2 separate regions of the Homo sapiens genome follow, and region 2 is linked to region 1. The links are chromatin loops, found by intact Hi-C in ENCODE. Cell type or tissue: endothelial cell of umbilical vein. All regions are shown on one strand. Each heading gives the region's core, and the rest is flanking DNA. Links, peaks and the distances in the headings are about the cores only.

Region 1 (2,909 bases), core at 178-2,677:
CAGCAGAGGACTCACTCCCTCCCCACCCCATCCCTACCCTACAGGCAGGTGGATTTGGCCTTGACTCCAGTAAGCCTAGTGTTGTAGCTCAAGCGGCTGTCCTTGGAAACTTTTCTCCTCCAGGCTGGAAGCTGGAGGCTTGATGTGGAGCACCAGAGCCCTCTAGAAGGCATCACAGTCCAGTTTTTACGCAGTGAGCACTGCGGGACTTTGGACAAATTAACCTCCTAACACGACAGTGCCTTCATCTTTGGAATGGGGTTGCCCCAAAGGGTTCTGTGAACATAAAGCACCTAACACATAGTATGTGCTCAGCGTAGAGCACATTGTAAGTTCCCAGCAAACTGAAGCTATCAGTCTCCTTAAAAACGACGAAAACCACTCCCCTTCCTTCTCCAGAAATGAACAATAAAAAGTGTCTACCTATTTCTAGGAACTGAGAAAATATCAAGCTCCCATTCAGTTGTCCCACCAGGCCATAGCATTGCTGGAACCAGAAGCACAAGTCAAGGAATAGTGACGCATCCTGGGAGTTGGTTGTGGGGGCAGGAAGGCGGTGGTGGGGTGGGGGGCTAGGGTAACAACATGCAGCCTGGCAGGGCAGCCTGACAAAGGGACAGAGGGACAATTTGTTACCATGGGGCACGAAGATGCCTGTAGTGCTGGGCTGAGTTTTTCCAAGCCCGAGGATGGGAAGGATCAATCTACTCCATTACTGGCCAAAGGCCACAGATAAGCACCAAAGCACAACTCCACAGGGAGTCAGGGAGACAAAGCTGATGCTTCCAAGAGACTCACATTTCGTTTGTGTCACAGGCCAAATGCCTCTCTGTGGGACTCCTTCCTGCCTAAGGCCACTCTCACCGCCCCCTACCCCACTCACATGTTCCCCAGTACCCTCCACAGCCCTATCACAGCTGTGACCACAGCGTGAGGTTCTCTCCCCTACTATAGAGCACGGGCGCCACGAGACAGCAACTGTACTGTTTGGTTCACCCCGACCTTAGCCTCGACTCCAAGACTCAGCAAGAGCCTGGCACATGGATGCTTTCAACAAATGCCGCGTGATTACCTAATGCGTTCAAGCACTCTGCGAGATACAGGAGATGATTAAACATTAGATCAGATCCTGGCACCCCTCCAGCTTACTGTCCAGGGAAAAGACAGCTACACAACCACAAAACAACATGACAGGGAAAGGAGAAAGGCCTGCTAATAGGATGGCTGCTGAATATTGTCTTCATGGATTTGGGAGTCAGACACATCCAGGCTCCGATCCCGGTGGAGCCACTTACTAGTTGTGAGACTTCTGGCATGTTTCTCAATGTCCCCCTTCTCTGTAAAGTAGGGACAGGTAAATGCCGTTAGAGATGCTGTGGATATTAAATAAGAGCATGGACTCAAGGCACCTAGCATGACATGGGGCATAGCAGGCAATCAATAAATGGACAGCTTTTTAATTACTATTATATGCCTGATAATTTTATCACACACAAAGGCTCTGTGACCACTGAAGGGGAGAGGAAGGGTGGGGAGGAGACAGAGGCAGATGGAGAGAAACCCAGAGAGAGAACATCACAGAGACTTCTGGGTTACCAGAGTAAGGAGTTATGATTTATGATTTCATTCTAAAGGCAATATAAAAACCACTGGAGCATTTTTAAATAGACACACACCAACATCCAATTTGCATCTGAAAAAAAAATCACTCTGATTGAAACAAGAACAGACTGGAATAGGGAGGCCAGTTAGCGGGTGACTACATCAGCACAGCGAGAGGGGATGGTGCTGGGACCAGGTGGGGGAAGACCAAATTTCCCACTCACCTCAGCAGGCTGCTCACTAGACAACTAAACTCTGAACCTCACTGGATAAAAGAGCTTGATTTCCCTTTTTTGTTTTTTCCTTTCTTTTTTTTGAGATGGTGTGTCACTCTGTCATCCAGGCTGGAGTGCAGTGGCCCAATCATACATAGCTCACCGCAGCCTCAACCTCCTGGGTTCAAGCAATCCTTCCACCTTGGCCTCCCAAAGTGCTGGGATTATAGGCATGAGCCACCACGACTAGCCCATTTTCTTAATCAAATGATTTCACTTCTTTTTTAATTCACAGAAACACATTTATACAGTCACATTGTAAAATGATTCAAACAACCCAGAAGTATGTACAAGAAAATATAAAATTCCTCTAACTAGCTTCAGGATGTGTTACGCTGGCCTGGACTACATTTCCCAAACTTCCCTTTCTTGTATATTTCTGGTTAGAGGGCACCACAAGAGACACTCTTGGGAGGTTTGCAAGGTGGAAAGGAAATACCACCATTTTGTAGGTCACACATGTTTTTGCTGATCTGCTGATTCACGTCTTCAGCACAAAGCAGCGGCTAGGCCTGCTACTGCTCCTCCTTCCCCTGGATCCCCGCCAGCTTCTCTGAATCCCAGGCCAGGTGGTTGTATTTTGCTCTGTGACCAAGATCCCAGCTTCTGCAGGACATCCACACCATCAATGCCAGATGCAAAAGAACTGATGCAAGTTTTAGCCCATTCTCATGAGGCTCCCGCTTGTGCTTGGTGGTTCCAACATCTTGATCTCTCCCAGTTTATATCCATCGCCCCTTCCTGACCGCCTGCCCTGTGGACTGCAAGCTCCAGCATCACATGCAGATACAACTTCCCTACAGAGACTGCTAAACAAGCCCCCACAGCTGAATAAGGCCAATGAGATGATGTCTACATATCTCCCAGTGGTTTAGCTTCTTATTGAACCCTGACCGAGAGACACTTCCTCTTTACCGCCCCAACCTCCCTCCCTTCTCCAAGGTTAACCATTATGAACAGTTTGGAAAATAGTCTTATAGTTTTTTCCCCTAGGCATTTATACACATGCGCGTGCACACGTGCGCGCGCGCA
Region 2 (2,909 bases), core at 231-2,730, 60 kb after region 1:
GTTAATTTCAGACAGGTTCTAGTAATCACATGACTTGCTCTGCAGTTTCTCCAGCAACTCGGAGCTCCCAACCCTCTTGCACGCACAGCCCTTGCTGCCGCTGTTCCTGACCTGTTACCAGGCCCTGATCCCATCTTCCAGATAGGAGCAGACCAACTTCTGCCAGGCCTCCTGGCCACTGCCAAATCCCTTCTCGAGTAGCAAATCTGAAGTGACTTACACATCCTGAAGTATGTTACAAATGTTTATTATTATTCCAGCGAGAAACAGATATCATTTTCACCACTACACGCAGTAGTGTTGTAAGAGGCAATATAGAGCTCACTCTCCTTTTTTGAGCGTTACACAAATACAGCGGCAAACACTCATCAAGTGTGGGATGCGGTGGGGGTGGTGAAAGGAAGTAACAACTTCCCAAGAGGAAAATAAAAAATTCTAAACCCTTTATTAGAAAACTATTGGAATCTTGGTCAACTCTATTCCATCCCCTTTACTTCAAATGTAGCTGAGTGTGTTGAAGTTACCTGTCCAAGTGATGAACCAATGGGAAGAAAGATCAAGACACCCTCGCCACCACCGGTCCCCCTGACTCTTCCTCCTCCCCTGGACACAAATTCCAATTTCAATCCTAAATTTGATGTGCTTTAAGGAATTTCTAAAGCACTTTCAGACGGAGTATCTCATTCTGCATTATGAAGCAACCATTGTAATTGGCCCTGTTATTTGGACTCAGAGAGTTTCTGTGGCTCGCCAAAGGTGACGCAGCCTGTAGCAGGGGAGGCAGGATGTGTAATTTTGCAGGCTGGTGCTCCAAATTCTCACTCCCTTCTTGCCACCATGTGGCCTTCCCCATTCAAGGAAGATGTGTAGCTGTGCATCCAACAGCCGTTTAAAACCATAAGCATCACAGTCCAGGAATATTCAGTGGCAGGCTCCAGCTCATAGAGCCTGTTCACAGCAACACTGAATTTGGACGCAGGGCGCCAGGGCTGGGGGTGTGGGGTGGTGGTGTCCACTGTGTTTCATTTCATTTTACTGGCCCTTTCCAGGACAATTAGGTCACTGGCAATCCTTCCCACCCCCTGCCTTTTTTTTTTTTTTTTTTTAACCCTGACATTAATAGATTCTCCTAATCTTTCTGTTTTGTTTTGAAACCCACAATGTCAGAGAGGTAAAAAAAAAAAAAAAAGCCAGTCTTGGCCACCTTTCCCTAGAGATTAAATGGCATATCCTGCTTAGTGGAAAGGCAATGAAATTCTACCCTTCACCCCACTTCTTCCAACTTTCTTCCTTCTTTTTACCTAACGAAGCCGGCTCCATCCTCCCTTCCTCCTTCAGCATGCCAAGCCAGCCTGACTTGGCCTTTCCTGCCTACAAATCTAGGCAAAAATAAGACAAAGCAACCCTCTAAAAATCATCCATCGAGATTACATTACTTTCAAGTTGTTATTTATGAGGTTGGTTGCTGCCACTAGAATAAAATTCTCTGCTCAGTGTCTCGGTGTGTCCTGCTGTTAGCCAAGCTGTCTTTACTGCTTGTTTTGTCTCTATTTGTCTTTTGTATCAGCATGGCCTTTTGCATGAGAGCTTTACCACGCCAGGGCTGGTAACTGCTTTGAACTTACTTGGTAACACACCAAGCTCTTAACAAATATTTAATGAGAAAAGAGACAAAGCCATAGCTCTGCTAGAGGAAAGCGAACACAGAGATGGAAGGGCTCCGTGTCTCAAGGAAACATTTTTTTCTGCCGTTTCCTTAGAAAATCAGCTGCAAATCATGAATGCTGATGACTGTCTAAGCTCAGAGTGACTCATACACCAGAAGACACAATTAAAGCCATGAACAGTTTCTATCTTAACTCAGAGGGAAGCAGAGGAGAGTTACAGCATAGACGCTGCAGAGTCATCTGCTAGTTAAGCTGCTGAATTCCCCACAAACTGTCTCCTCCTCTGGCTGATCAGTGGCCCAGCAAGGCTTCCTAAACACTCTTTTTACATGGCCTTGGTTACTGTGAAATAATTGACAGAGGAAGTCTGTCAATTATTTAGAGCAAGGAAAAGGAACCAGGAAAAGCGAACAGCCCTGCTAACACCTATGGGGATACCAGAAACGGAGAATCCTGGCGAGGATTCTCTCAAACCTGGGGATAGTTTGCACTGGCTTATCACCATGAGGTGCCCACGAGCCACCCAGGATCATCACCCTCCCTTTCTACTGTATTCTCTTTTTCCAGTAGCCAGGACTCCTCCTCTAGAGGGAGGAATCTTCCCTTCCCGCTTCGGATTGTTTAAAAATGCTTCCACTATCGCTTGGCCCAAAGCCCTAGGAAGCCTTCCTCCGGGGACATAGGCAAAGGTCATTGCTGGGGTGCATCTGGATGGAGGTGCTTCCTCTGGGGAAGAAGGCACAGAGCATCACTGGGTATACCTGGATGGAGGTGCTTCTAGGTCCTTCAGTGACATTAGACTACCTACCCTTCATTGCACCCGGCATTGAGATGCCAGTTGTCTTAGATGGTTAATTCTTGAGTTTCATTTGGAGTTTGTTCTAAATAATTTAATTAATTTGTGATGGATAAAAATCTGCCTTGCTTTCTGAATTTGTTGCCCATCTTAATTTCCACCAGAAACAAATACACTAATGCATCCTGAGAAAAATATCTCCACAATCCTGCCATAAACTTAGCAAGTCTTTACCATCAATCAAAAAAAAATATAGTACTCTTGTGGACTCTGATTCCAAATCCTGTTTCTTATTTCTTAACTCCAAATGAGAAATCCAATTCGTAACCATCCACTTGAAATTTGGGTAGGGGTTATGACAGTAGAAACATACAGGATTTCACACTGCAAACTAACAGATTTTGGAATCTCCATAGGTGTATGCAAGTCACATAAATGCAGGTTTC

The links. Peaks named below come from ENCODE experiments on the same cell type or tissue, not always from the same donor. Only the 100,000 strongest peaks of a DNase experiment are listed, where the experiment ranks them.
Region 2: a loop joins it to region 1, with 3 times the contacts of the local background. A loop is called at or near these places in 3 of 110 quality-filtered maps.

Annotation. Positions count from the first base shown.
Region 1 is chr6:161,167,567-161,170,475 of GRCh38, forward strand. The region is part of intron 2 of AGPAT4 (1-acylglycerol-3-phosphate O-acyltransferase 4); the gene reads right to left. Among named protein-coding and RNA genes, the nearest start is that of AGPAT4-IT1, 7.0 kb to the left of the region's middle. RefSeq lists enhancers at 479-1,074, 2,251-2,545. In endothelial cell of umbilical vein, for the core only: no CTCF peak of the experiment used is centred there; DNase peaks (open chromatin) are centred at 1,125 and 2,255; H3K27ac peaks cover 977 bases.
Region 2 is chr6:161,227,489-161,230,397 of GRCh38, forward strand. The region is part of intron 2 of AGPAT4 (1-acylglycerol-3-phosphate O-acyltransferase 4); the gene reads right to left. Among named protein-coding and RNA genes, the nearest start is that of AGPAT4, 45 kb to the right of the region's middle. In endothelial cell of umbilical vein, for the core only: no CTCF peak of the experiment used is centred there; a DNase peak (open chromatin) is centred at 1,793; H3K27ac peaks cover 1,258 bases.